Regions from separate parts of the Mus musculus genome. Here region 2 is linked to region 1. The links are chromatin loops, found by intact Hi-C in ENCODE. Cell type or tissue: heart. All regions are shown on one strand. Each heading gives the region's core, and the rest is flanking DNA. Links, peaks and the distances in the headings are about the cores only.

Evidence for each region. Peaks named below come from ENCODE experiments on the same cell type or tissue, not always from the same donor. Only the 100,000 strongest peaks of a DNase experiment are listed, where the experiment ranks them.
Region 2: a loop joins it to region 1, with 4 times the contacts of the local background. A loop is called at or near these places in 1 of 42 quality-filtered maps.

Annotation. Positions count from the first base shown.
Region 1 is chr3:104,509,263-104,514,425 of GRCm38, forward strand. Lrig2 (leucine-rich repeats and immunoglobulin-like domains 2) reads right to left here and starts at 2,656. Exons shown (of 18, transcript NM_001025067.2): 1 at 2,194-2,656. The coding sequence starts at 2,429. In heart, for the core only: a CTCF peak has its summit at 2,824; a DNase peak (open chromatin) is centred at 2,779; H3K4me3 peaks cover 2,666 bases; H3K27ac peaks cover 1,956 bases.
Region 2 is chr3:104,777,486-104,782,648 of GRCm38, forward strand. Ppm1j (protein phosphatase 1J) reads left to right here and starts at 3,571. Exons shown (of 10, transcript NM_027982.2): 1 at 3,571-3,924; 2 at 5,116-5,163. The coding sequence starts at 3,602. It overlaps Tafa3 (TAFA chemokine like family member 3), which reads right to left and starts at 62. Exons shown (of 7, transcript NM_183224.3): 1 at 1-62. In heart, for the core only: a CTCF peak has its summit at 2,665 (motif pointing left); DNase peaks (open chromatin) are centred at 2,666, 3,546 and 4,136; H3K4me3 peaks cover 1,849 bases; H3K27ac peaks cover 1,588 bases; H3K27me3 peaks cover 1,580 bases.

The DNA of each region.
Region 1 (5,163 bases), core at 594-4,593:
TTGGTCACAGCAACAAGAAAAGGAACAGTGGTGGCCCATGCCTTTGACCCCAGCACTCAGGAGGCAGAGAAAGGCTGATCTCTGAGTTGGAAGCCAGTCTGATCTACAGAGTGAGTTCCAGGATAGACAGGACAATATAGAGAAACCCTATCTTGAAGAACCAAAAGAAAAAAAAAAGAGTAACTAACTAATATAAAAATTCCACACTAAGAAGTGAGGCTGTTGTTGCAATATGCTGATCATACTGTTCTGTGGCTCTTAGAACTGGTTTGCAAAAGGAAAATAGCAGAATTTTGAGTTATGGGTTAGAAAAGCCCTAGAATGTTAAGAAGTTAGTGAGCAATACATTGATGCCAAAATGCTGATAACAGTATAAGCAGTAGACTCTATGCTCATTAAGTTTCAGAGAACAAGGACTCTATAGGCAACCAAACTAGAGCCCATTCGAATGACACCCTGACAAAGAACATGGCTGCATTCTGCCTGTGATTTGGTATTTTTAGTGAAACTATATTCAAAATAATCGACTATAAGGGAATTTATTCTCCAAGGCATTTCACTTCAACTAAAAATGTCAATTTAATTTTTATTTCAATTTTCTGAATGCAAGCTGGGAATGGTGGGCAGCAGTCAGTAAGCTGAGGCAGGAGGATGGAGAGTTGCTTATCCTGAGCTACCTGGCAGTATCCCCTCTCAAAACACAAAAGGTAAAAAACAAAATAAATAAATAAATAAAATTAATAAATAAATAAATCCAAATGTCAGTTATCTTCTGGCAATTAGCATCTTTGGTAACATTACTATATACTTGCTAATGATTTTTTTCTTATTTTTTTCAGCACTAATGTTCAAACCCAACTTCATGCATACTAAACAAACACACTCAGCAAGTCTCACTGAAGGATCTTCAAAAGCAGGCCATGTTTACTTCAATTAGTTACATTAAGTCAGACTGTTTTTAAACCTATGTCAGATTCAGTCTATCATAATCAGGTAGCTGTCTCATCAATTTCTTCAAAAAAGGCACCTACTGTATAAAGAAGATGCTGTGCTTGGATTAATTCAGACTATGCTAAATGATAATACTAAAGTCTGAGTCAAACCAGAATAAGCCTCAGATATAACCACCACAAAATGACAGGAGCTGTATTACTATATTGCAATTCTATAGTAACTGTAGCAGTTACTAATTTTCTCAATGAATACAGGAATTAGCTTCTTTCCTATCTATGCTAACCTATAAATACGTTCTGCAAATGTATACTTAACCTCTGCAATACAGATGTTCTACCTGTATTCTTTTTCCATTAAGAACCTAACCAATCTTTGTATTTTAATTATATCACAAAACTATTTTTAGTGATAACTCTTTTTCAGAGGTAACTCTAGAAGTCAATTAATAAGCACGTTGATCAGTTAGTGGCAGAGACATAACTGTATGTTGGTGGCTAAGAAGTCTCATAATTGCAGCATTTAATACCTACTGTTCTATTTAATGCCTACTGACTCAGAGCAGTGAGCTCTCCAAATGCCACTAGCTAATACAAGTTTGTCAGGATTTAAAGTCAGAGCTAGAGAATCCACTCGATCACTGCACTGGATTCTCATACATAAACAAAGAGATCTGAAATGAAGGTTCTTTAACTCAAAGGAACATAGTGAAGACAAAGTATCGTGATTTGGGGAAAAAAAATCTTTCCCCTCTTTAAACTGACTACTAAAGAATAACTGCTCTTACAAAACATTAGAGATCAGCAATGATCTTCCTTAGGCATGCAGAGGTTTTCAACCCTATCAAGAACTCAAGTATCAAAACTGAAACATACAATGAGCCGATGGGAGAACTGGGGACAAAAGAGAGATCCTGTATCTTTGGGAGAGATCGTGTTTGCATCACGTGCCCAAGGACCAGTCAAGCTGGAATTTTAAAAAAAAAAAAAAAAAAAAATGATGCAGCCCAAAGAGGGCTTTGCACTTGGACCCGACCCACAGCCATCCAGAGTCTCAGCTGTGCTGCTCAGGACCCGTGAGTCCAACATTAAACATCTCCAGCCCGGAACGTCACAGACCCCAGATCTTAACCCCTATCTTCCCACGAGTACCGGGAAACCCTAACATTCAAAGTTCACAATCTCAATAAGGCAGCTCCCTTCCGAACTCGGTGGCGACCGCGCCCTGGGACCCTCTACTCACAGGCTGGAGATGTCGGAGGGCAGCGGGCCCGACAGTGCCCTCCAGCTGGGCGCGGGCAGCTTCCTGCGACTGCAGTCCAGCAGAGGAAGACGGCAGGCGCAGGGCGCCGGGCACAGGCCGGCTCGGGCAGCGGGCAGCAGCCGCAGCGCCTGCGCAAGGATGAGCAACCGTGCGAGGGGTCCCAACCCACAGCCCAGGCGCCGCTGCTCCCAGATGCCGCGGGGCGCGGCCGCCATCTTCCCCTGGCCGGGACCCGCTCGAGAACAGCAGCTAGCTCAGAGAGTCGGCTGAGGAGAGATGCCCGGAGGCTAAACCGCCACCCGGAGCCCGGGCTGTCACTTGTCCCCTCTCAGAGCGGGCGAGAGGAGGAAACGACGCTACCGCAGGGGAGGGGGCGGCGGTCGGGGGCGTAGAGCTGAAACCCTGACAGACACCGCTCGTCCGCCCCGCCCCGCGACGCAACGTACTCACGCTCAGCAGCCAGCCAATCGGAGCCCCGGGATGAGGTTGCGTCGGAAATTGGGTTCTGAGAGAGGCGAGGCCTACGATTGCCCCGCCCCCTAGGAGGCGAGCATTACAGCGGCCCTTTCTCCTTTTCCGAGCTGCTTCTGCAGTTCTGCAGCTATTCCTCCGCTTGTGGGCGCACTAGGGCCTTGAAATAGAATGGAAAAAGCGAAACCCGAAACGCCAAATCCTCACTGCGGTTGATCTGCAGTAGTAGTGAAAAAAGACCTATTCTGTAGGCTCCTGCAGAAGGGAATGGCACAAGGGCTGCATGCCAAGCAGCAGCTGCAAATAAGTGCGCGATCTAAACCTAACTTCGACCACATCAGTCTCCGGAGCCCAACCAGGGCGGCCTCTGCGGCCGAACTCCCTGCCCTGAAAAAATGTGGCAGTTGGTTCTCCCGGAGCATGGCACGCTGTCACTGTGAAAGGACTTCAAGTTCCCATTGGCAGAGGCGCTATTTAGTCAGTACACCTCCGGCTTCTACAGTAGCCTGGAGTTCAATAATTGTCTCTAAAGAAAATTCTTTCCTCGATTTGGGAAAATATTGTTTCATCTTCAGAAGAACAAGTGGGACAAATAGATAAAACGTTGGTTTGAGGATGTGGGTTTTCTGGTTTCTGTTTGAGGTTTTTGAGCAATCAACAAAGTTAAGAAGACTGGAAGGAAATTATCCTGAAGTAAAAAGACTTACTGGGAACAGCGGAATCTAGCTACCTTGTGATCTCTCCGCTGTGTGTTACCTACAAAATGAGTAAAAATGAAAATATCAGTAATGGTTCACTGACATATAGTGTCTATACTTTTCAAAGACTTTGCAAGCCAGGTGTGGACCAGCACGCCTGCAGTCTGAGCACTCCTTGGGAATTTGAGGCAGGAGAACCCAAGTCCCAGTTCAGCCTCATCTGCATAGTATGCTTTGTATGAAAGAAGAGGAGAAACGAAAAACAGGGTGGGTAAGATGCTTCATCAATAATAGCTTTGCCACCAAGTGTATCAACCTAAGTTGAATTCGCAGACCCCACATGGTAGAATGAGACAACTGACTCCTGCAAGTCCCTGTCCTCTGATCACCATATGCACCCTGTGGCACTTACACACACACACACACACACACACACACACACACACACACACACACCATTTCCATCCATGTCATGCCTTTGGGTTAAAATTACTTTTCTGACTGTCCTCGTGTGCTTGTCTACTGCAGAGGACTTTTAGAAAGGTGTCTCCTTCAGCTTCTTCTCCCTTCTTCTCCCAGTAAACATGACCATGAAAACTAACAGCAACTACTATTTATTACCATTGAAGCAAAATGTGAAGCCAGAAAAGTGATAGAGATATTGGACTTCATCAAAAATGTACACTTCGGGGACAGCAGAGATGGCTTAGCTGTTCAGTAAACACACAATGCTCCTGCAGAGGACCAGGGTTCAGTTCCCAGCACACACACACTGGACAGCATGAAGTCCAGCTTCGAGGATTCTAACGCCCTCTTCTGGCCTCCAAGGGCTTTCTGGAAGAGGAACAAGAGCTTAGCCATCTCTCCAGCCCCTGATTTTTTTTTTTCAGTGTGTGTGAGTGTTTTGCTAACATAAGTTATCTGTGTACCACATGTATGTAGTCCCTGAGGAGGCCAGAAGAAGGCAAGGGATCCTCTGAGACTAGAGTCACAGAAGGCTGTAGGTGCCAGAGATGAAACCTGGGTTTCTGCGGGGGACAGCCAGTGCTCTTAACTGCCTAGCCATCTCTCTACCCAGCCCAACTCCAATTATATTTTTACAGCATAGAGGTCTCAGTCTGTAGTCCAAGGTGGCCTTGAACTCAAGAGCATTCAGTCTCAGCCTCCTGAGTGCTTGGGTCACAAGCAAATTTATTTTAAGATTTATTTATGTATTTATTTATTTATTTTATGTATGTGAGTACATTGTTGCTGTCTTCAGACACACCAGAAGAGGGCATCCGATCCCATTACAGATGGTTGTGAGAATAGAATTACAGGCCATTTGTTGTAAGATATCCTCTGAGTGCTGGGAATTGAACCTGGATCTTCTGGAAAAGCACTCAGTGCTCTTAACTAATAAGCCATCCCTCCAACCACTGGGGTGTGTGTGTGTGTGTGTGTGTGTGTGTGTGTGTGTGTGTGTGTGTGATATTTGGTGGTGTGTGTGTATGCCATGATTTTAGCATAGAGGTCAGAGTAGACATCCTTGTCAAGTAAGTCTCTCCCTTCATCTTTTTGTGGATCCTAGGGACTGAACGCAGGTCATCAGCTTAGAACAACAAGCACCTTTATCTCATGAAAAATCTCCCTGGGCCGAGTATTGACTTTTGCATATGATTAAGAAAAGATCCAGGTATCACATGTCTTTGATCCCAGCACGAGGGAGGCAGAGGCGAGCTGATCTTGAGTTCTAGGTCAGCTTGGTCTGTGGAGTGAGTTCCAGGACAGCCAGGGCTGC
Region 2 (5,163 bases), core at 801-4,800, 270 kb after region 1:
ACTGGGAGTCGTTCTCGCTACTCCAGCCTTTGCGGGCACCGCCGGCTTCTTCGAAACTGTGTGGGGGTGCTCTGCGGGGAACCTGGGCACAGCTGGCCCGCAGCGGCCTCTTGTGGCGCACAGCAAGTCAGGAATAGAAGCCCACCGACTCTCTTTTCAGGGACAGTTCCTTGAGCAAAACACATCAATTATAGCAGGTCACTAAAACTTTCAGGAATGTGGCCCCTAGTCTAGTAGTTCAAGGAGGTAGGTGGTATTTTGGGATGGGGATAGGCGTTGCATCTGGGAGTAGTATTCATTTAGACCAGCAGTAGGCTGTTACTTAAATCCGAGCTCATTAAATCTTACAATTCAGTTCTTCAGACCTCGGACAGGGTTTCACACCTGTAATCCAGAATTTCGGAGACAAGGCAGGGGTTAAGTGTGAGACCCTATCTAAAACAAACAAAAAAAACAAACAAACAAGCATACATACATACAAACAACAATAAAACTCAAACCAAACCGAACAACCTTCTAAACCCAAACAAAGAAAGAAAAGCACAGCAGGGGTAGGGAGATGGGAAGGTAAGATTGCCTGAAAGTTTGAGGAAGTTTGGTCTGTATGGTTTACACAAGGTTCCAGACCTGCTAATGGCTACTTAGCCAGACCACATCTTCAAAGGAAAGAAAGAGAAAAGGAGGTGGTGTGTGTGTGTGTGTGTGTGTGTGTGTGTGTATAAAATCCAGTTCTTTGTTAGTACAATCAAGTGTTATTTAAGGTGCTTCCCAGGCACTAAAAGCAGACCACTGTATTAGAAGATTCTCAAGTTGCATAGTTTTTGGTTTTTTTTTCTTTGTTTTGTTTTGTTTGTTTGTTTGTTTGTTTTACCACAGGGGTTCCCGGCTGCCACCCGGGAAGGATAGTAAATACTTTCAACGGGCTGGAGAGATGGCTCAGCAACCACACGATGGCTCACAACCATCTGTACAGCTGCAGTGTACACATATACATAAAATAAATAAATAAATATTTAAAAAAATATACTTCCAGCACAGAAGTGCTGCCCTCCTGCGTGGGAGGACCAAGGGTAGTACCGGGGTGGAGAACCAGGCTGCAAGGTTTCACCAGGCATGAATGGCCCTGTGGATAATGGGTGTGACTCTCACCTTGGAAACCAAATCTGAGGTTTCTAGTATCTTCATCAGAAAGACAGTCAATAGTCCCAACAACAAAAATACGACAGGTTCATGTTTTGGGCTCATTAAACACTTGAGGGTAGAAGTGTGCTGTGACTCTGCCTCTTCCCAGCAGAGGTGTATGTACCTGTTAGAGTAAGGAAGGTTTGGGAACGTAATAGTGTGGGGGAAACAAAGAAGGACCCTGCTTCTGGATCCTGAGCATACAGCCCGGGACGGGGCGCTCCCTCTCTCTGGATCTCTCTTTCCAGGGTGCTGAGAATTGAATTCAGGTTATCAGGCTTGGCACTTTTGCCTGCTAAGCCATTCCCCCTACCTCTTTAAGACCAAGTCTCATTATGTAGCCTTGGCTAGTCTGGAATTTACTATGTACTCAGGCTAGCCACCAACTTGTGCTCATCCTGTCTCTACCTCTGCCTCCTAAGATTATAGATGTGTGCCACCATGTTTGTTCTGAGAATGCCCTCTTCCCGCCCCACCCCCTTCTCCTCTGTAATGGAGGAGTGTCATTCAGCTCCCAGCAGGGTAAGCATCTCACCAACTTTTCCTGCCTTCTTCCTCCTTGCTCTCACTGTACTGCCTCAGGGAGAGGGCCGGGAATGACTGAAGAGGTCTGATGGTCTAGGAATAGGAGAGGGGTTCAGATGCACGAGAGCCCTAGAGTTTGGTTATAGATGGGAGCCAGAGTGGTTCCAGAGTTCAGGGGAGCAGCTAGCATCCCTGTCCATGATCTGATACTGGAGTCCAGGGGTCAATAGACCCCAGTTCTGTGGCGTGGCCCATCTTTGCAGTCACACTGTGGATGCTGTGAAGAGCCCAGAAGCTGGGTGATGCCGAAAGGTGATAGATAAACTGACCCAGAAACACTGAATAATAAAACTAAAGCTTTTTTTTTTCTCTCTCTCCAGTCTTTGGCTTCCCACTGACATTATCAGACAGTTGGCTTCAGTTTTTCTCAGGAAGAAAACACTCATAGTGGCAGTATGCATGTTCTTTGCCCCTGGCTGCCTTTGAGTCTGATTTTATCAGTCCTCCCCACCTCTACCCTGGTGATTTCATTTTTCTCTGCCCTGCCCTTCCCCTACCCCCAAACACAGACCTAATTACAGCAAGTTTGTACTTTGAATGACCACTGTGTAATTTTTATTTAGAAGTGGTCGAGAAAGGCGGCACAGGTTAGCCCAGGATATGAACAGGATGCACATAGCTGGGTGCCTTGAGGTGGAGTCTCAGCTAAGAACAGGGAGTCGTGGTTCCCTCAAGGAAGGGCCTTGACTTCTGCTAAACTGTGTGTTGGGGATAGATGAAGGAGTGGATAGTGATCAACTCTCTAAGCCCAAGTATAAGGACAGAATTCTTTCTGAATCGGGTCAGTAATCCTTCCCTAGAGAGAAGACAGAGAAAAACAGCCCCTCTGTGTGAATCGTAGTGGGCTTTCCTGCGACCCACACACGCTTTTGGCCTGGCCTTTGTCTCCCCCTGGCGGTAGCCAGAGAACTTGCTCAGCATTGCTTTTCTGCTTGCAACCTCAGGGTGGAAATTTAGGAGTCCCGCTCCCCTCTGGGCCTTTTTCCTAGTCCAGAGAAGCCAGTATCTGTAGCAGGTTCTGACATGGGTATGAATCTCTAAGTGACTGCGTGAATCTTAGGCAAGTCTATAAAAGAACAGGAGACTGTCTACTCCTACTTCATCTGTAAAATGGGTGTAGCTTACCTTGCATCGTTTTGTATAGTGATCTAACAACTAGACCGTGCCTTATAGAGGGCCCAGTGTGGAGCAAGCCCTCAATAATCATATTTATTTACTATGTCGTTAACCTTACTAACTGGCCAGCAGACGTCTAAATATGGAGGTACGGTTCTGAGAAAGTGGGATGGAAGTGACAATTGTTCTTTCGAACGTGGAGGTGACCTTTAGGAAGAATAGTGCCTTCAGGCTGCCTGGCCTGGTTAGCACCGCGACTAGCACCAGTTCTCTCTGCTCTCGACTCTGCAGCCCTAACCCAAAGTGTTGTCACACCAAACCCTTCACACCCAAGAGGATGTTTCGCTCTGAAGTCATCAGCTCTATAATTCTCCATTCTGGCTGGCCCACCCCCAACCGAGCGCGAGGAGGCTGCCTCGCCCACCCTCGTCATAATGGGCAAATTCTAGCGGATTAAATCTAGCGGATGTCTAACCTACAGCATGGTTGAAATATTTCCTTCGTTCCGCTTCTTTCCCACAATAGACCCTTCCCCTTTGACACTCAGGCGGGACAAAGCAGGGATGCGGAGGCGAGGAGCGGGTGGAGCAGTTCCCGGGTAGCCTGGAGCCTGGGGAAGTTTGTTAAGGACCAGGAGTGGGCACCGCCCACCTGGAACCCTAGGGGCGGGGCCTCTCAGGGGGCGGGCCCACGGTCGAGGGCGGGGCACGGAGGCAGCATGCTAAACCGGGTGCGCTCAGCCGTGGCGCACCTGGTGAGCTCGGGTGGCACTTCTTCCCAGCGCTCCAAGTCCCCAGATCTGCCCAACGCTACCTCAGCGCCTCCCGCCGCCCAAGAAACACCTAAGAGTTCCCGGGAGAAGCCTGGGAACCAGGTCGGCGCGCCCCAGAAGACCGCGGAGACTACTGTGAGCTTCTCTCGACCCACCTTTCTGCAGCTGAGCCCCGGAGGGCTGCGGCGCGCCGACGACCACGCAGGCCGGGCTGTGCAAAGCCCCCCAGACACCGGCCGCCGCCTGCCCTGGAGCACAGGCTATGCCGAGTGAGCGCCCCGGGGCTCCCAGACGAGGATGGGACTCCCATTCTCCCGGGAGACGCATCCCGGCTTCAGGAACCATCCCAGGAACCTGCACCCCTCCCAGACATCCCCCGGACGGGGTGCAAATTCCACGACCTTCTTCAGGACCTTGTTCACCCTGCCCCTCGTCGACTCAGGACAGTCCCCACCCAGGGAGGGCGCAGGGAGCACCGCCGAGGATGAGTTGGCGGGTTCCAAGTCGCGGCCCGCGGTTCACAGGCTAGGGGAGGGGAGGTTTGAGAAGGACTAGTTCCTTTTGCCAGGGAGATCGCGGGTGGAAAGACTCGCTCATCCGCTTCCTGGCCCCAGCTCCCCAGTTCCCTGTCCTTCTTACCGGTCCCCTCCCCCTCCACACCCAGAAATAGCCCGCGACACCAGAAGGCCTCTGGCTTCCCGGGCGGGGGAGGGGTCCGCCCGCAGAGCACGACGGTTCCCTTTGGTTATGGGTGTGTAGACAGATAGGTGCCGGTAGAGATCAGCGTACTCTCAGAACCTGTATATTTTAAAATCATCTTCGGGGAAAGCCAAGCCAAGCCACCAGGGGAATGGGGGCACTGAGGTCGTGGAAGGAGGTGGTGGGTAGCCCCGCACCTCCTCATTAGCTTCTCCGTTGGAAGGGGTTTGTAGCTAAGAGATTCCTGCCCAGTCCAGGTGGGTCTACATACCCTATTTGGGCCGGAGCGCTTACCCACTCTTAAGAAAAACCGGAACTTTCACTGGGTCGTTTTAGGATGAGGGTTAATGTGTGCATGAAGGTGAAGGTGCCATGAATCACTGTCTGAGCTGGTTGAGACTGGAGGTGGGGTGTAGTATTTTGACCAGCAGGGGAGTAAAATTTACTGTTCCTGTTTGGCCACTCCCACCCCCACCCCCAGCACCACCTTCCGGAAAGTCTCCTTAGCCAAGGATGGAGGAACTGAGGCAGGCAGTTACTGTTGCGGGCCTTTCTATGAGGCTGTACGTTCTGCCGCCAGACAGTACTTCTTGCTGGCCCTGCCTTCTCCTCTTCCCTCTGGCTTGGAGCCCAGGCAGCTGTGACCTTTTTCAGCTTGGCCAGCGAGCAGGAGAGGATGTGTGTGTGTATGTGAGTCTAAGGTGGGGGTTATTCCAGGACCTAGTCTGGTGTCTAACCTGGTGTGGGACGCTCTCTGGTAGGGTCATCAATGCTGGCAAGAGCAGGCACAATGAGGATCAGGCTTGCTG